Regions from separate parts of the Homo sapiens genome. Here all the other regions are linked to region 4. A link is an interaction called in ENCODE POLR2A ChIA-PET data of the cell type or tissue named here. Cell type or tissue: CD4-positive, alpha-beta T cell. All regions are shown on one strand. Links, peaks and the distances in the headings refer to the core of each region. The heading gives the core; the rest is flanking DNA. Region 1 overlaps PIK3CD (phosphatidylinositol-4,5-bisphosphate 3-kinase catalytic subunit delta). Region 2 has its middle 7.0 kb from the start of PIK3CD. Region 3 overlaps PIK3CD (phosphatidylinositol-4,5-bisphosphate 3-kinase catalytic subunit delta). Region 4 holds the start of LOC124903839 (a long non-coding RNA gene).

Region 1 (7,944 bases), core at 2,892-7,891, 59 kb before region 4:
TCCCAGCTCTTTCCGACGCCAGCGCGTTTAATCATCTGGGGGTGCCGTTGCTTGCGGGGGAAGGAGAATGTCCTAGTAATTCTCTTGGGGGGGATTTGGAGGGGACGACTGTTCAGAGAGGCACCCTCTAAGATACCCTTGAGACTCCTCTGTAACACCCGCTGCTGCTGTTCACACCCCCTCCCCAATTTGATTGATGTGTTGAGTGGGGCGGAAGGTTCTTTTGGTTGATGAGGCTGCGACCAAACGCAAGGAGATATAAATAGAGCTTTCTCTTTGGCTCTCTCTAGAGCAGAAATGCCAACCCCTTAGCATTTCCATGGCCTGCTGGAGTTTCATTTCTTGATATTAGGATTCCAGCCATCTTGGCTGGTGAGAGGCCTGCTGGCGGCTTCCTGGGCTTGGTCCTCTTTTGGTGCTTTCACAGAATGATGGAAGACACTGGAGTGGGCTGGAGGAGTGCTCTTAAAACCCAGTTGTGGCTGAGAGCGGTAGCTCATACCTGTCATCCCAGTGCTTTGGGAGGCCCAGACGGGAGGATCACTTGAAGCCAGGAGTTCAAGGTTGCAGTAAGCTATTACAGTGCCACTGCGCTCCAGCCTGGGTGACAGAGCAAGAGCCCATCTCTGAGAAACATAATACAACAACCCAGTTGCCTGCTCCAGAGACAACTAAGCTAGCCTCCTTCTGAGCCCCACTTCCCCCGCCCTTCAGCCCCTGTTCAGAAACAGACTACATTGGCCACACTACTCACTTAGATGTTTCTGGAATTAGGGCACGTGCCCCAGAGGTACTCCCGACCACGCAGATGTCCCCTTCTGGCAGGAAAAGCGCGTTTCTGCGTTTCTGCAGCCTCAGTCCACGCCGCCAGGTCTTTGCACTAAGCTGTGGGCTCCGTTTCTCCTCCGATACCATGTTTAGCAAGTGTTTCCTGAGATCACACGGGGTGCCAGGGGCTGTGCTAAGAACAGGGCAGGCAGACTGGGAGGGCATCAGCCCCTGGGGGGCTTACAGGACAGACAGTCCACCAATGGTTGTGCGAAAGCCAGCCCGCTTTCGCACAACTGTCCGATGGAATTCATGGAGGTGGGAGTGGGGATGGTGAGAGTCGGTTCCTGCTTCATCTTGTTTTACTTAAATTGCACAGTGAAAGGGAGAAGTGAATGTGCAACGGATGAAGCAATTCCCCTTTGGCTGGGTTATTTTCAAAACCATTTTTGTGTAGAGAGCAGTTCCCGCCCTCCCTGAGGCCAGCTGCCGGTGTGGGCCTGATGGTGGGGTTTGGGGCCCCAGCAAATGTTTCCTTAACGTGGGACCTTCAGAAGGCTCTTTCAGGCTGGGCGCGGTGGCTCACGCCTGTAATTCCAGCACTTTGGGAGGCCGAGGTGGGCGGATCACTTGAGGTCAGGAGTTCAAGACCATCTTGGCCAACATGGTGAATATCTGTCTCTACGAAAAATGCAAAAAAAAAAAATTAGCTGGGCGTGGTGATGAGCACCTGTAATCCCAGCTACTTGGGAGGTGGAGGCAGGAGAATCGCTTCAATCCGGGAGGTGGAGGTTGCAGTGTGCTGAGATTGTGCCACTGCACTCCAGCCTGGGCAACAGAGTGAGACTACATTTCAAAAAAAAAAAAAAGAAAAAAAAGCTCTTTCAGCCAGGAGGGTGGCTTCAGCTACTCCCCAGGGGACAAGTGTGTTTTTCAGCAAAGCTGTTAGAGAAGATGGTCTAGAAGCAGTACCCCGGGATGGAGGAGACAAGGAAGGGCCCTATCCACTGGAGGATGGCAGAGCCTGGCTTGTTTGAAAGGGAGGAAAATATTGTCATCTTGGTACCGGTGACAGTGTTTCATAAATAGCGAAGGTGGCAAAACGCCACCTCTCTCCCTACAGTTAACGCTAAGACTGAGTTGTCTTTAGTTTGGTTGGTGGAAATCCCCGGCAATCATAGCAGAAATGCTGCCAGTTTCAAGATGGAAAAAATAAAAAACCCAGGAACCCCCCGCCCCCCCCCCTTTTTTATTGCAGCTAAACACTGTGACTTGCTGTGGGTCCTACCAAAATAACGGCCATTCTCCCCTCCCTGAGGGCCAGCACAGTCCCTAGGGCCTGTGAAAGTTCCCCTTCCAGCTGCACTGGCTGGATATGCGTGAAACTCCCCTCCCTCCCCAGAAGTCACAACCTTACCACCTCGGATAAGGGTCAGGGCTCCTGGAAATGGGTCCCTTTTCCTATTACTTTCTTTCTTTTTTCTTCTTTTTTTTTTTTTTTTTTGAGACGGAGTCTCGCTTTGTCGCCCAGGCTGGAGTGCAATGGTGTGATCTCGGCCCACTGCAACCTCTGCCTCCAGGTTCAAGCGATTCTCCCACCTCAGCCTCCTGAGTAGCTGGAATTACAGATGTGCGCCACTATGGCCAGCTATTTTTAGTATTTTTAGCAGTGACGGTGTTTTGCCATGTTGGCCAGGCTGGTCTCGAACTCCTGACCTTAGGTGATCTGCCCACCTTGGCCTCCCAGAGCGCTAGGATTAAAGGCGTGAGCCACCATGCGCGGCCTTCCTATTACATTCTGAGCACAGGGGGAGTGATCAGAGTGAAGGGTGTGGCATTTCCAAAGTGGTATTTCGGTTGGCTTCTGTTTCACTCATATTGGGGGAAATTGCTTCCACTTAGAGAAAATGCCGGAAGAGTGGGCGGTGCCAGGAGTAGGGTGGGGGAGGAGGAGATGCAGAAAGGGATAGACCTATTTGGGATTTTTGGTCCTGGAGGGATGCTGTACGGGTTAAGTATCCCTTATCCAAAATGCTTGGGACCAGAAATGGGGTGGAGTTTGGATTTTGGAATATTTGCATTATATGCTTACCAACTGACCATTCCAAATCCAAATATCTGACATCTGAAATGCTCCAAGGAGCTTTGTATTTGATCATGATGGCACTCAAAAATTTTGGATTTTGGAACGTTGTAGATTTCAGATTTGGGATGCTCAACCAGTGTTAACCTCCTGTGGTTGCTGTAACAAATGACCTCAAACTTTGTGGCTTAAAACAGAAACGTGCATGCTTATAGTTTCAGCTACTTGGGAGGCTGAGGTGGGAGGATCACTTGTGCCCAGGAGTTTGAGGCTGCAGTGAGCCATGATTGAGCCTGTGAGTAGCCATGGCACTACAACTTGGGCAACATTGCGAGATCCTGTCACTAAAAGAAAACAACAGCAATGGGCCGGGTGTGATAGCTCACGCCTGTAATCCCAGCACTTTGGGAGGCTGAGGCGGGTGGATCACCTGAGGTCAGGAGTTCAAGACCAGCCTGGCCAACATGGTGAAGCCCCGTCTCTACTAAAAATTCAAAAATTAGCCAGGCGTGGTGGCACGTGCCTGTAGTCCCAGCTATTCGGGAGGCTGAGACAGGAGAATTACTTGAACCCAGGAGGCAGAGGTTGTAGTGAGCTGAGATTGTGCCACTGCACTCCAGCCTGGGTGACAGAGCGAGACTCCATCTCAAAAAAAAAAAAAAAAAAAAATGTATTCTCTCACAGTTCTGGAGGCCAGAAGTTAAAAATTAAGGCATCAGCAAGGCCTCGCTCCCTCTGGGGGCTGTAGGGGGAGAATCCTGCTTTGCTCTTCCTTCTGGGGGCTCCAGCGTATCTTGGCCTGTGGCTGCATCACTCCAGTCTCTGCCTCCGTCTTCACAAGGGCATCTCCTCCGTGTGTCTGGGTCTCCGTCTGTCTCTTTTAAGGACACTTCTTGTTGGATTTAGGGCTCCCTCAGATAATTCAGATAGAAATCATTTCAAGATCCTTAACTTACTTACATCTGCAAAGACCCATTTTCCACATTATTATTTTTCCAGATAATGTCCAGGTCCTGGGGGTTAAGACCTATCTTTGTGGGGGCCACCAATCAGCCCGCTTACAGATAAACAGGAATGTCTTTCTGTATTTTCTGGGGACGGTGGGAAGTGCGGTTATCTTTGCAGGGAAGCCGCCCTGTTCTGCCACTTTCCCCTGGGTGACTTTAGGCAAAGATGTCAGAGTCCCTGGTGGTCTCTGCTGGACCATTGACCCCAGCCTCCTTCCTGCTTTCCGTTCCCCAACTTTTATGAACTGGCAGTCCCCACCTCACCCCCAACCTCCTGGGGTCCCAGGAGCAGAAAACTTCTGGAGCTCAGGAGGAGAAATGCTTCTCTTACTTTCCCTCCCCAACAAACTCCTCCCTCTTTATCTTCAACAACAGTCCCTGCCCTCCGCAGCCCATTCCCAGCCCAGGGCTACTCTCTCTCTCTCTGAGGTCACACAGCCCCTCACATTTTGAAATTTCATCTGTTGGGCAGAGGTGGGGGGAGGGCTCAGATGGTGACACAGACACTGCTCTGTTCCCACCTCTTACCCCAGGACATGGTATGGGGCTGGTGGCACTGGGAGGGGTTTGGGGAGCCCCATTAATCATTGAAGTTTGTAGGAGGGGTGGATAAGGACATGGGAGAATGATTGGGTGAGGTGCTCCAGGGCTCTCTGGAAGGGCTGGGCCCCCCCCTTGCATCAGCCACAGTGGGGGCATTGCTCTTTTCTATGTTGGTCATGAAATCTGGAAGAAGTGCTTTCTTATCAATAGAGAAGCATAATCAGCCTTGTTTTTGAAACTTTGGAAAACCATTTATGGCTGGGCATGGTGGTTCATGCTTGTATTCCTAATGCTTTGGGAAGCTAAGGAAGGAGGATCACTTGAGCCCAGGAGTTTGAGACCAGCCTGGGCAACATAGTAAGACCCCCATCTCTGCAAAAAATAAAAATAAATTAGCTGGGCCTTGTGATGCACGCCTGTAGCCCCAGCTATGTGGAAGACTGAGGTGGGAGGATTACTTGAGTCCAGGAGTTTAAGGCTGCAGTGAGCTATGGTTGCAACACTGCACTCTAGCCTGCGTGACAGAGCGAGACCCTGTCTCAAAAAAAAAAAAAAAAAAGTCATTTATGTCCAGGTGAGGGTGGGGCTGGGTGAGGTGGTGGTTTTAGGGGGATTGCCACGTGGGAGAAAATGTACTGTCTTTGGAGTCAGCTGAACTGGGTTTTTTCCCAGCCACATTTTTTTTTTTTTTTTTTTTTTTGGTGAGGCAGAGTCTCCCTGTGTCACCCAGGCTGGAGTGCAGTGGTGGGATCTTGGCTCACTGCAACCTCTGCCTCCAAGGTTCAGGAGATTCTCCTGCCTCAGCCTCCCGAGTAGCTGAGATTACAGGCACATGCCACTATACCTGGCTAATTTTTGTATTTTTAGTAGAGACAGGGTTTCGCCATATTGGCCAGGCTGGTCTCAAACTCCTGACCTCAGGTGATCTACCTGCCTCGGCCTCCCAAAGTGCTGGGCCTGGCCACCAAGCCACTTTTTATCTGCTGGGTGACCTTGGGCAAGTCACTTAACCCATCAGAACCTCAGAGTCCAGTTGTAACACTGAGACAGCAATACCTACCTGTTAGTCTTGAGGATTTTGTATATTATCCTGTGTAAAGTGCCAGGCACATAGCAATCCATGCAGTGTCTGCAAAGGAGCTGGTGTGGAGTGGATTAGAAACAGAAGTCATGTATCATCATCCCTCTAGCCCAACACAGCGGTTGCCCATTTGGGTATCCTTTCCATTAACTTCTTTTGGATGTGCATTTTAACTTAGTTGTAATTATGAGAACACATGGACACAGGGAGGGGAACAACACACACTGGGGCTTGTGAGGGTGGGGTAGGGGGTGGGAGAGCATCAGGATAAATAGCTAATGCACGCGGGGCTTAATACCTAGGTGATGGGTTGATAGGTACAGCAAACCACCGTAGCACACGTTTACCTATGCAACAAACCTGCACGTCCTGCACATGTACCCCAGCACTTAAAATAAAAAATAATTTAGTCGTAATTAGTAGGCATATGCTTTTTATCTTAATTTTCATGTTTTAATTGTAAAATATACATAACATAAAATTTACCATCTTAAGCATTTCTAAGAGCGCAGTTCTGTGGGATTTACACTATTGTGCAACCGTCACCACCGCCCACCCTCAGGCATTTTTTTCATGTTGCAAAATTGAAATTCTTTTCCCCTTAAACACTAACTCCCCTCTCCTCCCAGCCCTGGCAGCCATTCTGCTGTCTCTGTGCTTTTGACAACTCTAGGTACTGCACATGAGTGGAATCCTACAGTATTTGTCTTTTTATTACTGGCTTCATTAATTTAGCATGTTTCTTGAAGCTTAATCCGTGTGGGGGTATGTATCAGAATTTCTTTCATTTTTTAAGGCTGGACATTCCACTGTGTGTAGGTACTACATTCTTTTCTTTTTTTGAGACAGTGTCTTGCTCTGTCACCCAGGCTAGAGTGCAGTGGCATGATCTCAGCCTCACTGCAACCTCCACCTCCCTGATTCAAGCAATTCTCCTGTCTCGGCCTCCTGAGTAGCTGGAATTACAGGTACGCACCACCACACCTGGCTAATTTTTGTATTTTTTTGAGACGGATTTTTGCTCTTGTTGCCCAGGCTGGAGTGCAATGGCGCGATCTTGGCTCACCACAACCTCCGCCTCCCAGGTTTAAGTGATTCTCCTGCCTCAGCCTCCCAAGTAGCTGGGATTACAGGCATGTGCCACCACGCCCAGCTAGTTTTGTACTTTCAGCAGACGGGCTTTCACCATGTTGGTCAGGCTGGTCTCAAACTCCTGACCTAAAGCGATCTGCTCGCTCGGCCTCCCAAAGTGCTGGGATTATAGGCGTGAGCCACCGCGCCTGGCCAGGACCATGTTCTTTCGTTCCATTCACCCGATGGACACTTCTGTTGCTCCCACTCTATGGCTTTTGTGAATAATGCTGCGTTGTGAACATGGGTGGACAGAGACCTGTTGAAGTCCCTGCCTTCAGTTCTCTCAGGTATATACCCAAATTGCTGGATCATATGGTAATCCAATTTTTAATTTTTTTGAGCAGCTAGGCATGTGCTTTTGTAGTTTGCTTTTTTTCACTTAACATTGGCTCATTAACAGTTTTCCACATTGCTTCATAACCTACGCATCCTTTTTAGTGGCAGTGTAAGTGCCATTGAGCTGCTATTGGGAAGCAAGAAAAAATTACAGTCATTATACCAGTCTTAGCAAGAATTATAGTCATACCATCGTCCTTCCCACCCTTCTTGCCCAGATCCACCGGGAAAACAGAGGAATAGCACATGGGGATACTCCTTGGTGCCTCCCAGGCTGAGCGTGGGCACACACTCGGGAAGGCAGCTGAGCCACCCCTTCATGCCTTTGTCTCCCCACTTCAGACAGCCAGCCTTTCAGTCGCCAGTTCTACTTTTTTGGGTTTTTTTTTCCACTTTAGCAGTTTTAAGGAACATTTGTATATAAAATGACTTTATTCTTGCATCTTGTTAATTATTTCTTCCTTGTATTTTCCCCTTTCATTTCCTACATGGTGAGATTTGGCTTTCCATTCAAGGATTTGTTCTTGCTTTCTTTTTTCTTTCTTTTTTTTTTTTTTGAGACAGAGTCTTGCTCTGTCGCCCAGGCTGGAGTGCAACGGTGTGATCTCGGCTCACTGCAACCTCCGCCTCCCGGGTTCAAGCGATTCTCCTGCCTCAGCCTCCAGAGTAGCTGGGATTACAGGCATGCGCCACCACGCCCAGATAATTTGTGTATTTTTAGTAGAGATGGGGTTTCATCGTGTTGGACAGGCTGGTCTCGAACTCTTGACCTCAAGTGATCCACCTGCCTCAGTCTCCCAAAGTGCTGGGATTACAGACCTGAGCCACCGTGCCCGGCCACGCCCAGCTAATTTTTGTATTTTTAGTAGAGATGGGGTTTCATCATGTTGGCCAGGCTGGTCTCTAATTACTGACCTCAGGTGATCTACTCGCCTCGGCCTCCCAAAGTGCTGGGATTACAGGCCTGAGCCACTGTACCCAGCCAAGGATTT
Region 2 (7,944 bases), core at 1,741-6,740, 73 kb before region 4:
CTTCCCTCTGCTTTTCAGTGCTCTTTTGGTCAAATCCAAATCCTCAGCTGCCCCCTCCCGCATCCTCCTTGCTATCTGCACCCAACTTGGGCCTCCCTGCCTCCAGCATGCCACCACTGCCCAGGGCCTTTGCACCATTTCTTCCCAAAGCCTGCGATGCTCTGGCCTTCGAGACCCACGCGGCTTCTCCTCCGTCAGTTCATCCAGGTCCGTGCTCAGCTCCAGTGTCCTGACCTCAAGGAGGCCTTCCTAGTTCTGTAGTCCCCCTTCCCCTGTCTCTCCCCTCCTATCTTACATTTTTCGGCAGCACAACACTGTATCTTATTTTTATTCTTCTTAGTTTCTCTTCCTTACTGAGTATAAACTCCAGGGGGTTGCGGGGGCGGCAGGCCTGGGGCTTGTCCAGTGCTGCATCTCCAGAGCCCAACTGTATCAGGCACAGCTTGCTGCAAGATACACACTTGCTGGATGAATCAGTGTTGCAAAGCCCGGGTCACCTCCAGTGTATGGAGGGCATGAGGTTGAATCCAGGTGCCTGACCCCAAACTCTGCTGCTTCCCCACTTCCTCCACCACCTCTTGAACTTTGTATCAGAAGCAGGACTAGGGATTCATTGAACCCTCCCCCAGCCCTGGGTCAGAGGGTACATTATTGTTCCCTTGTGCCAGATGGGGAAACTGAGGCAGAAGTGACTCCTTCAAGGTCACACAGCCGACAGATGGTGGGGCAGGGATGTGAACCCTAGGTAGCCTGGGTTTTGAGTATGTGTGTTTTACAGAAAGAATTTCTGGGGAGCCCCCATCTAGCTGGACCCAGAAACACAATCTTCACCAGCCCTGGAGTCCTGGAGCACCTGGCCACCTCTGCGCTGTCTGCTCTGGCCCAGAATCAAGTATAAGGGGCACCATCCCCTCCACCTGCAAAACCCACAACCCCTGACCCTCTAAGTCATTCTCCAGCCCATCGGTCACAACCTGGGGATGGAGGGCACAAGGCCAGAGACTCCCAGCTCCTTTTCCCCAGGTATTCCCACCTGGCCACCTCTCAGCCCTCCTTGGAACCTGAGTTCTTGCAAGTCAGACTTTCTAGGAGTGGAATCTGACCTTGGCCTTGTTCTCTAACCATCTGCTCCACCCTTTCTTTGCCATCAACTTCACGTGATCCAGGGCAGCAGCTTTCTAGTTGTGTTGACTGGAACCTACAGTAAGAAATGCATCTGACATCTTGACTTCACACACATTCACACCTAGGAATGGAACCAAAGCCTGGGGAAGCAACACCCGCCCTTACTACAGGGAGTGCAGCCTGACACTGTCTTTCTGTTCTATTTTTTAATTTAATTTAATTTAATTAACTTGTTTATTTTGAACCAGAGTCTCACTCTGTTGCCCAGGCTGGAGTGCAATGGTGCGATCTTGGCTCACTGCAACCTCCACATCCCGGGTTCAAGCAATGCTGGTGCCTCAGCCTCCTGAGTAGCTGGGACTACAGGCATGCACCACCATGCCCAGCTAATTTTTGTATTTTTAGTGGAGACAGGGTTTCACCATGTTGCCCAGGCTGGTCTCGAACTCCTGATTTCAGGTGATCCACTTGCCTCAGCCTCCCAAAGTGCTGGGATTACAGGCGTGAGCCGCTGTGCCCAGCCTCTGTTCTATTTTTTTAAAACTTGGCCGGGCGCCATGGCTCACGCCTGTAATCCCAGCACTTTGGGAGGCCGAGGCGGGTGGATCACGAGGTCAGGAGATCGAGACCATCCTGGCTAACATGGTGAAACCCTGTCTCTACTAAAAATACAAAAAATTAGCCGGGCGCAGTGGCGGGTGCCTGTAGTCCCAGCTACTCAGGAGGCTGAGGCAGGAGAATGGTGTGAACCCGGGAGGCGGAGCTCGCAATGAGCTGAGATAGTGCCACTGCACTCCAGCCTGGGCGAAAGAGCGAGACTCTGTCTCAAAAAAAAAAAAAAAAAACTTGACCCACTGAATGGTTCTCCAGCACACTAGCGTGTCACAACCTGCTGTTGCTGCTATTGAAAAATGCTCTTGGCCAGGCATGGTGGCTCATGCCTGTCATCCCAGCACATTGGGAGGCCAAGGAAGGTGGATCACTTGAGCCCAGGAGTTCAAGACCAGCCTGGGCAACATAGCGAGACCTCGTCTCCAAAAATAAAAAAATTAGCCGGGTGTGGTGGCATACACCTGTGGTCCCAGCTACTTGGGAGGCTGTGATGGGAGGAGGATTGCTAGAGCCAATAGGTCAAGCCATGGTTACACCACTGCACTCCAGCCTGGGGAACAAAATCCTGTCTCAAAGAAAAGAAAAGAAAGAAGAGAAAGGAAGAAAAGAAAGAGAAAGAAGGAAAGGCCAGGCATGGTGGCTCATGCCTGTAATCCCAGCACTTTGGGAGGCCAAGACAGGTGGATCACCGGAGGTCGGGAGTTCGAGACCAGCCTGGTCAACATGGCGAAAACCCATCTCTACTAAATATACAAAAAATTAGCTGGGATTACAGGTGCATGACACCACACCCAGCTACTCAGGAAGCTGAGGCAGGAATTGCTTGAACCTGGGAGATGGAGGTTGCAGTAAGCTAAGATCACGCAATTGCACTCCAGCCTGGGTGACAGAGTGGGACTCCACCTGAAGAAAGACAGAAAGTGAGAGAGAGAGAGAGAGGGGAAGGAAGGAAGGGAGGGAGGGAGGGAAGGAAGGGAGGGAGGGAGGGAGGGAGGGAAGGAAGGGAAGAAAGATTAAAAAAATAAATAAATAACTCTTCTAGAGCAGAAACATCCAATCCTGCAAAGCCCAAAGATGCCGTTCTAGAATATAACTAAGATAGCTCAAAAACTCACATTTTCTGAGGGTGCCCTCTGTGTCAGGTACAGTTATAAACATTTTACATATATTAATTCATTTAATCCCAACAGCAGTTCTGAAAGTTGAGCACCATTATTAGTGTCCCCAGGCTACAGATGAGGAAGCAGAGGCATAGAGAGGTTAAGTCACCTAAGGTCACACAGCTCCACAGTGGCAGGGCCAGGCAGTTTGGTTCCAAAGAAGGTGCTCTTAACCCCTAAGCTTCACTATACTTTTCCTGGCCAAAGCAAAGGGTAAAGACTCGAGCTGGGTAGTTTCTGCCTCGCCTGGAAGGAAAAGACCCACACCCAGCAAAGTGGGCTTCCTGCCAGGATGGGGCATGGAGGCAGTGTCTGGAGTCCCTTGTGCAGGGGCTGAAGAAGTGGGCTTCTCACACTTGCAGCCCCCACTCCCTGGGTGCTCAGAGTGGCTGCCCTGTGATAACCCTTCTTATGGGCATGCGTGGGTGGTGGTGGTGAAGCCACTCCGGGTTGAGCAAAACAAAAATGTTTGCAGCATTTGTGAGAAGAAGCTGTGAGTTGCTTGGCTTTTGGAGGGGAAGTTCTGCAGGGACGTTCTGCAGGAGAGGGTTACAGGAAAGAAGAAAGCCTGGGCTGGAGTGGTGGCTCACGCCTGGAATCCCAGCACTTTGGGGGGCTTGAGTCAGGAGGATCACCTGAGGTCAGGAGTTTGAGACCAGCCTGGCCAACATGGTGAAACCCTGTCTCTACTAAAAATACAAAATTAGCTGGGCGTGGTGGTGGGCGCCTGTAGGTAGTCCCAGCTACTTGGGAGGCTGAGGCAGGAGAATCACTTGAACCCAGGAAGCGGAGGTTGCAGTGAGCCGAGATCTCACCACTGCATTCCAGCCTGGATGACGAGGAAGACTCCGTCTCAAATAAATAAATAAATAAATAAATAAATAAATAAATAAATATGTAACCTTCAAGAACAGCCATCATCGTTCTTCAAGTTCCTGATAGAATCGGCTGCTGCCTTCCTCTATGCAGTTTCTGAGCTCTCTAGCTTTATTTTTAACTGTTGTCATGTGTGCCTTGGAGGAAGCTACCTCAAGTTCCCTTTGAATTGTCAAAAAAAATGAACTAGTTGCAGTGGAGAATGGACAGCAATCCTAGAAGAAAAATGGCCCCTTAGCTGCAAGAAAGTCAACCAACATGCATTACTTACATCAGCTCTGGGGCCTTCCGCTCCTTTCTCAGGAAATTAATACTGATTGGGAAATACTTTGGCCCCATTTGATGGAAGAGAAAAGAGGTGTTAGTCATTAAAGGGTGGGGCTGGTCAGTGGAGAACAGGCTTGGACGGGCAGAAGCACACTGCAGGCCCTTCCGCAGAGCTTGCCCAGATCTCCAGGCCTATTTTTCTTTTCTTTTCTTTTCTTTTCTTTTTTTTTTTTTTTTTTGAGACGGAGTCTTGTTCTGTCACCCAGGCTGGAGTGCAGTGGCGCAACCTCGGCTCACTGCCACCTCCGCCTCCTGGGTTCAAGTGATTCTCCTGCCTCAACCGGTAGCTGGGATTACAGGCACCCACCACCACACCTGGCTAATTTTTGTGTTTTAGTAGAGATGAGGTTTCACCTGTTGGCCAGTCTAGTCGCAAACTCCTGACTTCAGGCGATCCACCTGCCTCGGCCTCCCAAAGTGCTGGGATTAGAGGCGTGAGCCACCGCTTGCCCAGCTTGAATGTTAAATTTAGCTTAAGCTTCCTGGCACCCCAAGCAAAAGAGAGGGTCATGATAAGTCCCTAGGGTCACGGTTTCAAAAAGGAAGTGTATCAGGTTTTCAGGAAAGTGAAACTTCTATTTTATTTTATTTATTTATTTATTTATTTTTTTGAGATGAAGCTTCGCTCTTGTTGCCCAGGCTGGAGTGCAATGGCATGATCTCGGCTCACTGAGGCAATTCTCCTGCCTCAGTCTCCCAAGTAGCTGGGATTACAAGTGCCTGCCACCAGGAATGGCTAATTTTTTTTTTTTTTTTTTTGAGACAGAGTTTCGCTCTTGTTGCCCAGACTGGAGTGCAATGGCATGATCTTGGCTCACTGCACCTCTACTTCCTGAGTTTAAGCAATTCTCCTGCCTCAGCCTCCTGAGTAGCTGGGATTACAGGTGCCCGCCACCATGCTCAGCTAATTTTTTGTATTTTTAGTAGAGATGGGGTTTCACCTGTTGGCCAGCATGGTCGTGAACCCCTGACCTCAGGTGATCCACCTGCCTAGGCCTCCCAGAGTGCTGGGATTACAGGCATGACACTGTGCCTGGCCGTATTTTTATTTTTTATTTTTTATTTTTTTATTTTTATTTTTATTTTTAGTAGAGATGGGGTTTTGTCACGTTGGCCAGGCTGGTCTCAAACTCCTGGCCTCAGGTGATCCGCCCACCTCAGCCTCCCAAAGTGCTGGGATTACAGGCGGGAGCCACCGCACCTGGCCGAAAGTGAAACTTCTTAGGACAGAGGCCTAACGAGACCCATGGCATGGTGAAAGTAGCAAGGATCTGGAAGAAGTTATTATAATAGATATTTATAGACTGTGTGGCCCTGAAAAAGGACTCAACTTTCCTGAGCCTCAGTTTTCTCATCCGTAAATTGGGGATAAGATTTACCTTGCTGGGCGGTTGTACGTATCAGGGAGAAAATATAACTTCTCCTCAGCCCCGGTAAGTTCATAGTTGGGACAGCCCGCCGTAACAAAAGACAGATTCACGTGAAAACCAAGCAAGTTTATTAACAGATGCAGTGCACATCACGAGGCAGAAACCTCAATGAAAGGTGACCCGAAGCAGTGGCTCAGAACTCTGGCTTACCCAGAATCTTTGACAAAGAAGAATGAATTTTCAAGAAGTGACAAGACAAGGGAAAGCAGTTTTAGGCTTCCAGAGGTGGGGAACTGTGGGAAGGTAAACATATGGGAGAAAAGGAATGGAGGAAGGTTTGTTTGTAGACTCTTCTGGTGTCTCCGAGCTGATAAGCGTTGTCTCCAGTAAAGTAGAATTTATGTCCTGTATTTAGGCATGTAAAAAGTCAAGACTGAGCCAGGTGTGGTGGCTCACGCCTGTGGTCCCAGCACTTTGGGAGGCCGAGGCGGGCGGATCACCTGAGGTCAGGAGTTGGAGACCAGCCTGGCCAACATGGTGAAACCCTATCTCTACTAAAAATACAAAAATTAGGGCCGGGCTTGGTGGCTCACGCCTTTAGTCCCAGCTACTCAGAAGACTGAGGCAGGAGAATCGCTTGAACCAGGGAGGCGGAGGTTGCAGTGAACCAAGATCGCACCACTGCACCCCAGCCTGGGAGACTCCATCTCAAAAAAAAAAAAAAAAATTAGCTGGGCATGGTGGCGGGCGCCTGTAGTCCCAACTACTTGGGAGGCTGAGGTGGGAGAATTGCTTGAAGATGGGAAGTGAAGGTTGCAGTGAGCCGAGATCGTGTCATTGCACTCCAGCCTTGGTTACAAAAGTGAGACTCTGTCTAAAAAAAAAAAAGTCAAGACTGGCAGGGCAGGATGGTTCACAGCTGTAATCCCAACACTTTGGGAGGCTGAGGCTGGCAGATTGCTTGAGTCCAGGAGTTTGAGACCAGACTGGGTGACATGACAAAACCCTGTCTCTACAAAAAAATTAGCCCATGCCTGTAGTCCCAACTACTTGGCAGGCTGAGATGGGAGGGTCACTTGGGCCTGGGAGACAGAGGTTGCAGTGAGTTGAGACTGCACCACCGCACTCCAGCCTGAGTGACAGAGTGAGACCCTGTCTCAAAATAATAATAAAACAATAATCATCTTTTAAAAGTTAAGATTACAACAAATCTAGTTTACAGATCTTAACTTTTATTCATGATTCTAATTATTATTATTATTATTATTATTATTATTATTATTATTAGAGACGTGGTCTCACTTTGTCACCCAGGCTGGATTGCAGAGGTGAGATCACAGCTCACTGCAACCTTGAATTTCTGGGCTCAAGGGATCCTCCTTCTACCTCAGCCTCCCAAGTAGCTAAAACTACAGGCACATGCCACCATGCCTGGCTAATGTTTTATTTTTTGTAAAGATGAGGTCTCACTATGTTGCTCAGGCTGGTCTTGATCCTCTAGCCCCAGCCTCCCAAAGTGTTGGAATTCCAGGTGTGAGTCATCCTGGCCTACTAATGAGTCTAAAATTGGGAGTCCCTCAGAACCAGGACAGGTTCAAAGGGCTTCAGCCAGTAACACAGTCAGAGTGTTTATGGATGTAAAACAGAAGTAAGCTATAGAGCTTAATTGGTTACAGTGTTTGCTTTGTTTGAATCAGTTGGCCACCTAAGATCTACTAAAGCTCAGCTGCTATAACTGACAAAAACTCAGCTATTTGCTACATGTATATACTCTTAAGTTAATTAGTTTCATTTACCATGAATGACTCCATATTGGTTTGGTCTGTTGGACCCGGTACAGGGGTCTTGTCCCAATCAATGGCCTCCTGCAAATTTTATTTAACAGGCAGAAAAGGGGAGATGATAGAAAGATCTCTTCATCTGCCTGCTGCTTCTTAATTGCCTTAAGTTCAAAAATATTTACGTCAAAGAGGTATATTTTGGGGGGACATATTCTGGTTTCCTTCATGGGGATCAAAGAGAACAATATGTAAGGCACATCTTAGCGCTTGACAACTTGGCATGCCTCCATTCTCCCGGCAGCATCTTGCATAGTAAAAAGCATGATTTGAATTGCTGTCAGCAAATACATATTCAATGAAGAATTCCTTTGGAAGATGCAAAACCATTCGTCATCTGGCTGTTTCTTGAAACAAACTCTAAAGACCAGAGGGCAGCGTTGAAAGTGCAGCCTAGCAAAAGCATGGTTAAGGCCAGGTGTTAGGAAACCTTAGGACGGGCCGCTCCCTCAGGACAGGCTGCTCACTCGGCCGTCAGAGTTCCTTCTGAAACGTCCATTTGTCTTCTGGCTCTTGGCATCCTTGAAACAGGCTAGAGACCGCTGCTAAGGCTCAGTAATCTGAGCCTGGGGTAAGCAAGAGGCTGTGAGCCTCAGACACTCCACTAGAAAGGATATACTAGTGTGCATTCCTGGG
Region 3 (7,944 bases), core at 274-5,273, 52 kb before region 4:
ATCTCGCTCTTTTTCCCAGGCTGGAGTGAAGTGGCAAGATCTCGGCTCACTGCCATCTCTACCTCCCGCGTCCTAGCAATTCTCCTGTCTCAGCCATCTAAGCAGCTGGGATTACAGGTGCATGCCACCACGCCTGGCTAATTTTTGTATTTTTAGTAGAGACGGGGTTTCACCATGTTGGCCAGGCTGATCTCGAACTCCTGACCTCAGGTGATCCACCTGCCTTGGCCTCCCGAAGTGCTGGGATGACAGGCGTGAGCCACTGCACCTGGCAGCGGTTCCATTTCTTTATCAAACTATTGCTCTGCGGAGGCTGTCTCTCTGTCCAGCCCATAGCTGGACATTATGGGCTGTACAGCGTGTTCTGTGGTCTGAAGAAATGACAGCCATCCAAACCCACACGGTGTCTTCTGTTCTGGTTTGGCTCTGGCGCTCTGAGCATTTGCACTTTCCACTGGGTAAGCAAAGCCCACTCCAAGTCAGCGTCTATTCAAGACCCAGTCGTAGTCCCCAGGGCTACCAGCCTCAGTTTCACTTGCCAGCCATGTTCAGGGCCTCCCACCAGGGAAGCTACCCCACAGCCCTGTGCAGTGTCTGTCTCTCTCACTGGCACACAGGACAGTTCTTCCTGGCATTATGTGCCCGAGAGGGTGCGGAGGAACATGCTAGATCCAGCCCATCTCTGCACCGCTGTGGGGCCCGTATCCCCTCATTTCACGGACCCAGATGGCCATCTCAAGGGAGCATGTGGGATATCTACCTGTTGATATCTACCTGTTGATTCCTGTCACCTTCCAAACCTAGAAGGCTCTTCTGGTGGGCATTAAGAGGTCTGACTTTATTTACTTTATTTTTTTATTTTTATTTTTTTAATATTTTTTTATTATACTTTAAGTTCTAGGGTACATGTGCACAACGTGCAGGTTTGTTACATATGTATACATGTGCCATGTTGGTGTGCTGCACCCATTAACTCGTTATTTACATTAGGTATATCTCCTAATGGTCTCCCTCCCCCCTCCCCCCATCCCAAAACAGGCCCTGGTGTGTGATGTTCCCCTTCCTGTGTCCAAGTGTTCTCATTGTTCAATTCCCACCTATGAGTGAGAACCTGCAGTGTTTGGTTTTTTGTCCTTGCGATAGTTTGCTGAGAATGATGGTTTCCAGCTTCATCCATGTCCCTACAAAGCACATGAACTCATCCTTTTTTATGGCTGCATAGTATTCCATGGTGTATATGTGCCACATTTTCTTAATCCAGTCTATCATTGATGAAGAGGTCCGACTTCAATGCACCCCTCGTTTTCTTTCTTTCTTTTTCTTTTTCTTTCTTTCTTTTTTTTTTTTTTTTTTGAGACGGAGTCTCACTCTGTCGCCCAGGCTGGAGCGCAGTGGCATATCTCAGCTCACTGCAACCTCCACCTCCCGGGTTCAAGTGATTCTCCTGCCTCAGCCTCCCAAGTAGCTGGGACTACAGGCAGACATCACCATGCTCGGCTAATTTGTGTATTTTTAGTAGAGACAGGGTTTCACCATGTTGCCCAGGCTGGTCTCAAACTCCTGGCCTCAGGTGATCCACCTGCCTTGGCCTCCCAAAGTACTGGGATTACAGGCGTGAACCACTGCACCCAGCCTACCCTCATTTTCTATAGGGCTGTGTCCCAAAGAAATATCCGTTTAATAGGTCAGGTTTGCATTGCCCTCCTGTCTAAATGTATGGCCAGGCTGTTGACCACCACCCACAAGGGGAGGGTGAACTGGCACCCAAAGCCCTGCACAGATACAGGGGGTTTTACCACTGTTCAAGTCTCCCATCACTGCTGGGAAAACAGCATGCAATTCGACCCTTAGAGCTGATTTGTTTTTACCATCTTTGATCAGATTGGCATCTTTGCAAACGAGGCATTGTTCACCTTGGAACTGCTAGCCACCACCCCAGCAGCTCTCGTTTGGTCAGGGAGAGTTGTTTGTTGGGCGCTACAGAATCCAGCTGCTCATCATAGTGCCAGAGTCAGTCCTAGGGGAAAAGAGGATCCCTGCTCATGTGAGTATCTCCTCCTTGCCTTCCCCAGGTAATGCCATCGTGTATAAATGATTTCTGTTTTATTAGGGAACTCTTCTGGGCATTGTCATCCCTGTTAGAGTGTTTCCTTGACATCACCTGAGATGTCCTGGGTATTTCAGTCTTAAGATTATTTTATGTCCTAGCTGGGTGCAGTGGCTCACACCTGTGATCCTAGCACACTGGGAGGCCAAGATGGGAAGATTGCTAGAGCCCAGGAGTTTGAGACCAGCCTAGGCAACGTAAGGGAGACCCTGTCCTACAAAAAATAAAAACAGTTAGCTGGGTGTGGTGGTGTGCACCTGTGATTCCAGCTACTTGGGAGGCTGAGGCAGGAGGATTGCCTGAGCCCTGGAGGTCAAGGCTGCAGTGAGCCGTGATCGCACTAATGCATTTTAGCCTGGGTAACAGAGTGACAGCCTGTCAAAAAAAAAAAAAAAAAAAAAACCTGAAAAAGTAATTTCATGTTCTTCAGTCATATCCATCATAGGGGTAGCTTTGGTGAATGTCCCATGGCAAGGTAGTAAATGCCTCTCAAGAGGAAATGCTCTACTCCAAAGCCCCAGTAGTTACCTCATCTCTGGGAGATTTGGGTGCCAGTTCACCCTCCCCTACTACAGGCGCACGCCGCCATGCCCGGCTAATTTTTTGTATTTTGGTAGAGATGGGGAGCGCTCACAAGCTCTTGCCGTAGCTCTGGTTTACATTCCGCACAGGGCTGTGGAACAGAATTCGCTCATGCCAGTACATGCCGGCACTGCAGCTTCTATTCTACACTGTGTGGGCTTGGTGTGGACATTGACATGTCCAATTAATACTGCTTGAGGAGGGGATTTACACGCTTCCTGGTTTCCAATAGTAGGCAGGGGAAATATTCCGCAGCCAGATATTATATCCATTCTCATAAAATATTTAGGTAAAGGAGACTTCTTTCTGTTTAAACATTTCAGCTTTCGTCATCCTATAAACCCTTTCATTCTTTTTTTTTGTCCCCCAAGACGGAGTCTCACTCTGTCACCCAGGCTGGAGTGCAGTGGTGCGATCTCCACTCACTGCGACCTCCGCCTCCTGGGTTCAAGCTATTCTTCTGCCTCAGCCTCCCAAGTAGCTGGGACTACAGCTGCCCACCACCATGCCCAGCTAATTTTTGTTTTTGTTTTTGTTTTTTGACGCAGAGTTTTGCTCTTTTGCCCAGGCTGGAGTGCAATGGCACAATCTTGGCTCACTGCAACCTCCTTCTCCTGGCTTCAAGCGATTCTCCTGCCTCAGCCTCCAGAGTAGCTGGGATTACAGGCGCCCGCCATCATACCCTGCTAATTTTTTGTATTTTTAGCAGAGATGGGGTTTCACCATGTTGGCCAGGCTGGTCTCGAACTCCTGACCTCAGTTGATCCACCCACCTCAGCCTCCCAAAGTGCTAGGATTACAGGCATGAGCCACCGCGCCCGGTCTTTTTTTTTTTTTTTTTTTTTTTTTTTTTTTGAGGTGGAGTCTCACTCTGTCACCGAGGCTGGAGTACAGTGGTGCAATCTCGGCTCACTGCAACCTCTGCCCCCCCAGGTTCAAGTGATTCTCCTGCCTCAGCCTCTTGAGTGGCAGGGATTACAGGCACCCACCAGGCTAATTTTTGTATTTTTGTAGAGACAGGGTTTTACTATGTTGGCCAGGCTGGTCTTGAACTCCTGAGCTCAAGTGAACCACCTGCCCTGGCCTCCCAAGTGCTGGGATTACAGGTATGAGCCACCATGCCTGGCCGTATTCAAAGATTTTCTGATTGGCAACTCGTTGAAAGAGTTAAGCTTTGTCTTGAAATCAGTAGAAATAAATGCTTGAGGTCAGGTGTAGTGGCTCACACCTGAATTCGAGACCAACCTGGGCAACATAGTGAGACCCTCCCCCATCTCTACAAAATTCTTTTTTAATTTTTATTTACTTATTTATTTTTTGAGGCAGAGTCTCGCTCTGTCGCCCAAGCTGGAGTGCAGTGGTGCGATCTTGGCTTACTGCAACCTCTGCCTCCCGGGTTCAGGCAATTCTGCCTCAGCCTCCCCAGTAGCTGGGATTACAGGCTTGCGCCACCATGCCTGCTATTTTTTTTTTTTTTTCAGAGATGGAGTCTCGCTCTGTTGCCCTGGCTGGAGTGCAGTGGCATGATCTCGGCTCACTGCAACCTCTGCCTCCTGGGTTCTAGTGATTCTCCTGCCTCAGCCTCCTGTAGCTGGGACTACAGGCGTACACCGCCATGCCTGGCTAATTTTTTGTATTTTAGTAGATACGGGGTTTCACCATGTTTTCCAAGCTGGTCTCGAACTCCTGAGCTCAGGTAATCTGCTCGCCTCTGCCTCCCAAAGTGCTAGCATTACAGGCATGAGCCACTGCGCCCAGCCAAAAATTGTTTTTAAAAATTAGCTGGGCACAGTGGCATGCACCTGTAATCCCAGCTACTTGGGAGGCTGAGGCGAGAGGATTGCTTGAGCCCAGGAATTCAAGGTTGCCAAGGGTGATGATCACACCATTGAACTCCAGCCTGGGTGACCAATTTATCCCAGTGACATATAATAGTTTCATAACATCCTTGCCAGCATTGAATAATATTGAAAGAATTTTTTTTTTTTTTTGAGATGGAGGCTCACTCTGTGGTCCAGGCTGGAGTGCAGTGGCGCAATCTCGACTCACTGCAAGCTCCGCCTCCCGGGTTCAAGTGATTCTCCTGCCTCAGCCTCCCAAGTAGCTGGGACCACAGGCTCACGCCACCACGCCCGGCTAATTTTTTGTATTTTTAGTAGAGATTGGGTTTCACCGTGTTAGCCAGGATAGTCTCCATCTCCTGAACTCGTGATCTGCCCGCCTCGGCCTCCGAAAGTGCTAGGATTACAGGCGTGAGCCACCGTGCCCGGCCGAAATAATGTTTTGCTAATAGGCTCAGAGGTAATTATTTAAAACATATCTTTCTTTTCTTTTTCTTTTTTTTTTTTTTTGAGATAGGGTCTCACTCTGTCGCCCACACTGGAGTGCACTGGAGCAATCACAGCTTATTGCAGCCCCGACCTCCTGGGCTCAAGTGATCCTCCCACCTTAGCCTCCCAAGTAGCTGGGACTACAGGTGCTGCCACCATGCCTGGCTAATTTTTGTTTTTTTTTTTTTTTTTTTTTTTTAGTAAAGACAGGGTTTCGCCATGTTGCCCATGATGGTCTGGAACTCCTGGGCTCAAGTGATCTTCCCGCCTTCGCCTCCCAAAGTGCTGGGATTACAGGAGTGAGCCACCACGCCTGGTGTAAAACCTAGTTCTTTTATTGCCAATGAGTTTAAATAGCTTTCTTTCTCTTTACTGGCTGGATGTATAGCATGAGGTCTGCACTTCCTTAGTTGTCCAGTGAACCAACTCCCCGGGAGTTGGATTCATCTTGAAATTCAGTAATGCAGTAGTTAAACCCATGAACTCTAGTGGTGGGCAGATTCAGATTCAAACCGTAGCTCTTCCACTTCCCAGCTGTGTGACTCTGAGGTGCCTACTTAACTTCTCTGATCCTCTATTTCCTTGTCTGTAAAATGAACCTTAATGGGCCCATTCCTAGGTTTGTCTGAAGGATTAAATAAGGTAAATAGATAATGAACATCACCTTCCACATAGTTGATGCTCTGTAAATATTAGCTGTTCTTATTCTTTTTTTTTTTTTTGGTTTGGCAAATACTTTATTTTTATTTTTATTTCAGTAGTTTTTGGGGTACAGGTGGTTTTTAGTTATACGAGTAAGTTCTTTAGTGGTGATTTCTGAGATTCTGATGCACCCGTCACCCAAGCAGTGTACACTGTACCAAATGTGTAGTCTTTTATCCCTCACCCTCTCCCATGCTTCCCCTCATTCTTATTATATATTAATATAAATTAACAAGTCTCTGTTCTCCCTCAAGATTGATTTTGTTTTAATCTATAGCAGATTGATTTTTCTGCCTTAGAGGTAGATGGTCCCAGAAGGGGAGCTGACAACCTCTTTCTGTCCAAATAGACTGTGTCCTCGGCTGGCTGACTGGATCTGGGTGTGAGCCTCCCTGAGCAAGCCGGTGAACCTCTCCCATGTGGTCTTAGCTCCCTGAGCAGATGAGTAGGGGCTGACGGGGCTGTGTCTCCAGGACTCTGAGTCTGCTGTGGTCCTGCAGCCTCTGGAGCATGGAAATGGGGGCTAAGGACTCACTAATGGTTTCATTCAAGTCCAGAATTTGTCTTGGTGACTGTTCGCTGCTCACATCCAGATGACCCTATATGCTGTTTGGGAAACTGAGGCAGCCAGGTGGATTCCTCAGGTATTTCAGGGGACAGAATCTGGGGCTTTGACTCCAGCTTGGGTTGCTGCCCATAATGCCTGCTCTTGAAACCTTTTAATTATTTTTATTTCTAATTAACTTTTTTTGAGACAAGGTCTTGCTCTGTCACCCAGGGTGCAGTGCAGTGGAGCTATCATAGCTCATTGCAGCCTCAGTCTCCTGGGTTCAAGTGATCCGCCCACCTAGTAGTTGGGACAACAGGCATATGCCACCACACCCGGGTAATTTTTGTAGCTTTTTGTAGAGATGGAGGTCTCCTTTTGTTGCCCAGGCTTATTCTGAGTCAACATGAGTGACCATGGCCCAAGAAACAGTCTCAAGAGGTCCTGAGAAAGTGTGCCCAAGACGATTGGGTTACAGTTTGGTTTTATGCATTTTAGGAAGACAGGAATTGTAGGTAAAATCATAAATCAGTACATGAAAAGTATACATTGGTTCAGGTCTCAAACTCCTGGGCTCAAGCGATCTTCCTGCCTCGGCCTCGCAAAGTACTGGGATTACGGGCATGAGCCTGCGCCAGACCTCTTAAACCCTTCAGAGTGGCCTTGGCATTCGTTTTGAGGGGGCTTCAGGGAGCCTTAAGGGAGGAGAGGAAAGTCACGCAAACAGGGTGTGCTTGATGCCTGCATTTTCCTCTTTACTGCTGACCTGCTGTTGAGGAGGAAGTTAAGAACATCAGGATATTGGTCTCAAATGAACTACTTCATGAGAATTTTCTTCTAGGAGGAAAAACAAAAACCTCAACTTTCTCGTTACACATCCTTCTAAAAAAGTCCATTAAAAATGTTTCTTGCCAGGCGCGGTGGCTCACGCCTGTAATCCCAACACTTTGGGAGGCCAAAGCAGGTGGATTACCTGAGATCAGGAGTTCGAGACCAGCCTGGCCAACATGGTGAAACCCTGTCTCTACTAAAAATACAAAAATTAGCTGGGCGTGGTGGTGGGTGCCTATAATCCCAGCTAATTAGGAGGCTGAGACAGGAGAATCACTTGAACCTGGGAGGCAGAGGTTGCACTCCAGCCTGGGTGACAAGAGAGAAATTCCACCTCAAAAAAAAAAAAAAAAAAAAAAGTTCCTCATATTCAGAGCCAAGGAAAGGAGATGTACTCCCAGACCACAACTTCTGTTTCTGATGGTTTCAAGCATCCAGGAGCCATGACCAGGTCATGAATCTTTTTTTCCCTATTGTGTGGTGTGATGAGTATTTGAATAATACAGCCCATCTGCTGTCATTTGGAAACCGGTGATGATGTGTGGTCTATTTGTAAATTGAGTGCAGCACATCTAATATGTGATAGTTTCCTAAGATGTGAATGGCTCCATTTCTCCAGCAGGACCGTGTTTTGAAAATGAATAAAAGGTTAGCTTCAGATTAGCATTAAAAGCAAGAGTTTTAGAATTACAGGCTTCATATCTTGGCTTTGACACTTAACATGTAGGGGACCTTGACAAGTTATTTAAGTTTCTGGGTTCTCATCTGAGAATTAGGATGATAGTACCTCTTTGACTGGATTGTCGTAGAGATGTCGTAAAGATTGGAAATAATGAAACACCTGG
Region 4 (5,000 bases), core at 1-5,000:
CATGCCTATAATCCCAGCTACTCGGGAGGCTGAGGCAAGAGAATCACTTGAACCTGGGAAGCAGAGGTTGCAGTGAGCCAGGATTGCGCCACTGCACTCCAACCTGGGCGACAGAGTGGGACTCCATCTCAAAAATAAAATAAATAGGTGAAGAACTCCAGGACAGTTAGCTGGGCTGCATGAAGGTCATGGCCCCCCGTCTCTGGAGTGACCTAGGGTGGTCCTGCACTCTGGGAGGGGAGCCTGTAGGACGTGGTGCCAGCCCCAGATCCCAGCACCTCCCAGGTGCCCCCACAGAAGGGCATCAGTGGAGAAGCCTGTCCACCCATGGTCAGCACCCAGGGGGCTGCAGAGAGTGCAGATCTTGGGGTCTGCCTCTGCCCTCTGGGAGGTTTGGACCCCCAGGCTGGAGGCCAGCTCTCCACCCTCCCTCAGCCTCCCACCTCCCAGTGGCTGCCTTGGGTGGAGGGGCTGACCGGTGACTGTCCCTCCAGCTGCTGTGGCACCGCGCCCAGTATGAGCCGCTCTTCCACATGCTCAGTGGCCCCGAGGCCTATGTGTTCACCTGCATCAACCAGACAGCGGAGCAGCAAGAGCTGGAGGACGAGCAACGGCGTCTGTGTGACGTGCAGCCCTTCCTGCCCGTCCTGCGCCTGGTGGCCCGTGAGGGCGACCGCGTGAAGAAGCTCATCAACTCACAGATCAGCCTCCTCATCGGCAAAGGTAGCTCTGCCGAGTGGGCCGTGTGGCCGGGCTGGCCCTGCCTGCCCCACCCGCTGACCCAGCCCTCCCCACCCCGCAGGCCTCCACGAGTTTGACTCCTTGTGCGACCCAGAAGTGAACGACTTTCGCGCCAAGATGTGCCAATTCTGCGAGGAGGCGGCCGCCCGCCGGCAGCAGCTGGGCTGGGAGGCCTGGCTGCAGTACAGTTTCCCCCTGCAGCTGGAGCCCTCGGCTCAAACCTGGGGGCCTGGTACCCTGCGGCTCCCGAACCGGGCCCTTCTGGTCAACGTTAAGTTTGAGGGCAGCGAGGTGAGCCCATGCGTGGCCTGCGGCATCCAGGCTGCTCTGTCCATGGGGAGCACTTCCTCTGTGAAACTCCTCAGTCATCCGCAAGCCCCCCTCCCCCAGTGGCATCAGATGGTGTTTGCCAGGTGTCTGTGCATGTGTGGGGCTCAACTGAACGTCCCCCCAGGCAAGCTCAACGTGGCAGGATAACCAAGTGGCGTGGGGCATTGGGCATCAGTTTGTTCATTCTTTGAACAAATATTTCCCAGTGTCATTTGTGAACTCCCCAGACCCTACCCTTGGGGGCAAATAGGCAACCCTGCCCTGTGCCCCAGAACCCCGGGGGGCCTCGAGGGCAGAGGACTGACCTCCCTCCTCCCCACAGGAGAGCTTCACCTTCCAGGTGTCCACCAAGGACGTGCCGCTGGCGCTGATGGCCTGTGCCCTGCGGAAGAAGGCCACAGTGTTCCGGCAGCCGCTGGTGGAGCAGCCGGAAGACTACACGCTGCAGGTGAACGGCAGGCATGAGTACCTGTATGGCAGCTACCCGCTCTGCCAGTTCCAGGTGAGGCCGCTGAGGCCCTCTGCACTCTGGGCTCCCAACGCCCTGGATAGGGCCTGGGTGGGAGTCGGGGAGCTGACATTTGGGCGCACCTTGAGCCTGCCGAGCCAGGCCTTTGGGTCACCGCCAGAGCATCCCCTGGTAGGGCTGGCCCTCTCTGAGAGCACAAGGAGGGGCTCCGTCTTGGGAGGTGGAGGTGGGGCAGGAAAAACCAGCAGGAAGCCCTCCCCTCTCCCAAGGCCTAGGACAGGCAGTGGGCAGCTTGGGGGGTCCTGGGAATCCTGGTGTCCAGGGAGTGGTTGGGGCCGCCCCACCAGCCGCTCACCCTGCACCCCGTCTCAGTACATCTGCAGCTGCCTGCACAGTGGGTTGACCCCTCACCTGACCATGGTCCATTCCTCCTCCATCCTCGCCATGCGGGATGAGCAGAGCAACCCTGCCCCCCAGGTCCAGAAACCGCGTGCCAAACCACCTCCCATTCCTGCGAAGAAGGTGAGATGGCGCCTTCCGCCTCCCCTCTGAGCCACCCCTTCTTTCCACCTGGCGTCCAACTCCATGTGCTACTGGCCATGGGTCCAGGGGCCCTTGGTATGGAGAGCTGGGGCTTTGAGCTGGGGAAGCCAACACAGCTGACCAGCGTCCTGGGCTGGGGGCCTGTGGGACTGCCGTGGGTGGGGGGCAGCCCCATGCCTGGCTCACCGGCTGCCCTTCCCCTCTGCAGAGCTCAGGGGTGTTGGGGCCCCCTGGGGAGCCCGCATGGCAGGTTTTCTGGGAAAGGATAGCATTGTGGACAGGCCCAAACCTGGCCGCAAACCTGTGACCCTCTCACCCGCCCCCAAGTGGTCACGGGCCTCACCATAGGCCAGGGAGACAAGCTGCACTTTGAGCCGTGTTAACAGCCCTGCTTCCCCGGCCCCCAGCCTTCCTCTGTGTCCCTGTGGTCCCTGGAGCAGCCGTTCCGCATCGAGCTCATCCAGGGCAGCAAAGTGAACGCCGACGAGCGGATGAAGGTGGGGCTCCTGGGATAGGTGGGAGAGACACTGTTTTTTTGCACAAACAAGGTGGCTGTATCCTGGAGGGGTAGCAGAGGAAGGAGGGGGATCACATGAAAGCCACCTGACCACATTACCCAGCATCCCTGCCTGGGGCGCTGTGAGCGGCTTGAAAACAGGAAGTGGGGAGGGGGTGGGCCAGCCGGCCCTGGAGGCTGATTCGTAGAAACTTGGGCCAAGCAGCGTTCTGGGTATTTGACTTTGGTGGAGGTTATGGGGCCAGGTTCAGCCCAGGGATCCGGGACCGCAGAGCTGGGGGAAGGGCCGGGCATGGAAGAGGGGCTGGGTCCAGCTGGGCTGGGGGCTGTGGTGCTCCCTGGAGGCACCAGGGCGGTGCCTGCAGCCTGTGAGGGCTGCACCTGCCTCAACCTCTAGGGGCTGAGCCCACCTCCCTGTTGTCTCTTAACACTTTCACACGCTCCATCGCAACAGCCTGCAGTCATGGGCTTTATTGTCCTGTTTGCTGGACATGATACCTGAGTCCTCAGAGGTTGGCCCTCCTGCCTGGAGTGTGTTTCACTGGGGAAATCGTATAAGCAGGGCAGGTCTGGGTTCCACTGGCAGGAATCGAGGGGGACTGGATCAGAGGGACTTCCAGGGTGGTGGTGTCAGGTGGAATTGGAAGGGGCCGGACATCAGGTGGCAGGAAAAGTCCTTCCCCACCCACATGGGCTCATAGGAATCTGAGAAGTCCAGGGAGCCCTAGGATGTTAGAGCAAGGGTCCCTGAAGTTCTTGATCCCTGATGGGGAAACTGAGGCCTGGAGTGGGGAATGGACATGCCCCGAGGTCCCCAGAGTTGGGGTAGCTGAGACAGGGCACCCATGCACAGCCCGTGGTACCCTCCCTCACCCCAGGGCCGCTCATGCCCCTCAGGCCTTCCCTGTGCTGCACCACCTTCCTTCGTGTGGGAAGTAGAGTTCAGACCCACCTGAGGACATTCAAGGGGGAGACTGACACCTTAAGGGGGAGGGGAGAGGGGCTGGGCCTCTGCCTCCTCACCCATCATCCCGGCACCTTCTACAGCTGGTGGTGCAGGCCGGGCTTTTCCACGGCAACGAGATGCTGTGCAAGACGGTGTCCAGCTCGGAGGTGAGCGTGTGCTCGGAGCCCGTGTGGAAGCAGCGGCTGGAGTTCGACATCAACATCTGCGACCTGCCCCGCATGGCCCGTCTCTGCTTTGCGCTGTACGCCGTGATCGAGAAAGCCAAGAAGGCTCGCTCCACCAAGAAGAAGTCCAAGAAGGCGGTGGGTCCCAGGGCCGGCTGGGAGGGGTGCAGACCCCGGAGAGCCAGTACAGCCCCTTGCTGGGCCACTCACCACTCTCCTCCCGGCAAGCACGCAGCCTGGGGATGGGGGTCCTGGGATTGCTTGTGGACCCCAGCCTCCTCACCCACCCTAGTCTGGCCACCAGCCCTGCTCGAGGGACACTCTGGGCTCCTGGGCTCCTGTGCATGCGGCCTCAGAATATCTGGCCTGGGCTGTGGTCCTGCAGGAACCTGCAGGTAGTGCCCTGGGATGGAAGGACAAGCACAGTGTCATCCCTGGAGCAGAAAAGCCTGAGTCAGCGGCTGGCCGGGAGGCGTAGTGGCTGGGTGCTGAGTCACGGTCCCAGGATATGGCTCCCCTCGGAGCTGACTCACTCCGAGCTGAGCTGGGCTGGCCTCTGGGGCTGGGCTGTCTGTTTGGGGATTTCTCAAGAAGCCAGGAGGGCCAGGCGTGGTGGCTCATGCCTGTAATCCCAGCACTTTGGGAGGCCAAGGTGGTCGGCTTACAAGGTCAGGAGTTTGAGACCAGCCTGGCCAATATGGTGAAACCCTGTCTCTACTGAAAATACAAAAAAATTAGCCGGGCGTGGAGGCACATGCCTGTAATCTCAGCTACTTGGGAGGCTGAGGCAGGATAATTGCTTGAACCAAGGAGGCAGAGGTTGCAATGAGCCGAGATCGTGCCACTGCACTCCAGCCTGGGTGACAGAGCAAGACTCCGTCTCAAAAAAAAAAAAAAGCCTGAGTAGGGGTGAGGTGGGAACAGGAGGGTGCAGCAGGTGTCAGCTGGCTTCACCACTGGAGCCCTCAGAGGAAAGAGGAAAAAGCGGCTCCTCTCCTTCCCCAAGCAGGGTCTCCCAGGGGTCTGGTTGGGAGATGTTAGCTGGGCTCTGGGTCTTCTCGGGTGGGGTGCCTGGGGGAGGGCAGGGAAGCTGGGTCTGGAGGCCCCTGAGTGGCTGTCCTCACCTGCCCTGTCCTTCTGCAGGACTGCCCCATTGCCTGGGCCAACCTCATGCTGTTTGACTACAAGGACCAGCTTAAGACCGGGGAACGCTGCCTCTACATGTGGCCCTCCGTCCCAGGTCGGCCCAGGCCCAGGAGGGAGAGGCGT

What was found. Peaks named below come from ENCODE experiments on the same cell type or tissue, not always from the same donor. Only the 100,000 strongest peaks of a DNase experiment are listed, where the experiment ranks them.
Region 1: POLR2A ChIA-PET joins it to region 4 with 12 read pairs; 18 of 35 experiments call an interaction of 5 or more read pairs at or near these places.
Region 2: POLR2A ChIA-PET joins it to region 4 with 20 read pairs; 13 of 35 experiments call an interaction of 5 or more read pairs at or near these places.
Region 3: POLR2A ChIA-PET joins it to region 4 with 10 read pairs; 18 of 35 experiments call an interaction of 5 or more read pairs at or near these places.

The regions. Positions count from the first base shown.
Region 1 is chr1:9,653,444-9,661,387 of GRCh38, forward strand. The region is part of intron 1 of PIK3CD (phosphatidylinositol-4,5-bisphosphate 3-kinase catalytic subunit delta); the gene reads left to right. It overlaps PIK3CD-AS1 (PIK3CD antisense RNA 1), which reads right to left and starts at 1,143. Exons shown (of 2, transcript NR_027045.1): 1 at 755-1,143; 2 at 1-600. RefSeq lists an enhancer at 481-530. In CD4-positive, alpha-beta T cell, for the core only: no CTCF peak of the experiment used is centred there; a DNase peak (open chromatin) is centred at 5,008; H3K27ac peaks cover 984 bases.
Region 2 is chr1:9,640,765-9,648,708 of GRCh38, forward strand. It overlaps a transcript of PIK3CD not described here. Among named protein-coding and RNA genes, the nearest start is that of PIK3CD, 7.0 kb to the right of the region's middle. In CD4-positive, alpha-beta T cell, for the core only: no CTCF peak of the experiment used is centred there; DNase peaks (open chromatin) are centred at 3,277 and 4,097; H3K27ac peaks cover 744 bases.
Region 3 is chr1:9,662,715-9,670,658 of GRCh38, forward strand. All of the region lies in intron 1 of PIK3CD (phosphatidylinositol-4,5-bisphosphate 3-kinase catalytic subunit delta), which reads left to right. Among named protein-coding and RNA genes, the nearest start is that of PIK3CD-AS1, 12 kb to the left of the region's middle. In CD4-positive, alpha-beta T cell, for the core only: no CTCF peak of the experiment used is centred there; no DNase peak of the experiment used is centred there.
Region 4 is chr1:9,715,047-9,720,046 of GRCh38, forward strand. It overlaps PIK3CD (phosphatidylinositol-4,5-bisphosphate 3-kinase catalytic subunit delta), which reads left to right. Exons shown (of 24, transcript NM_005026.5): 4 at 495-723; 5 at 803-1,032; 6 at 1,394-1,573; 7 at 1,913-2,062; 8 at 2,491-2,580; 9 at 3,648-3,869; 10 at 4,875-4,971. LOC124903839 (a long non-coding RNA gene) reads right to left here and starts at 3,690. Exons shown (of 2, transcript XR_007065457.1): 1 at 3,624-3,690; 2 at 3,057-3,324. RefSeq lists enhancers at 311-1,286, 1,287-2,262, 3,239-4,215, 3,810-5,000, 4,216-5,000 and a silencer at 2,914-2,983. In CD4-positive, alpha-beta T cell, for the core only: no CTCF peak of the experiment used is centred there; DNase peaks (open chromatin) are centred at 625, 1,575, 2,725, 4,255 and 2 weaker places; H3K4me3 peaks cover 3,699 bases; H3K27ac peaks cover 4,398 bases.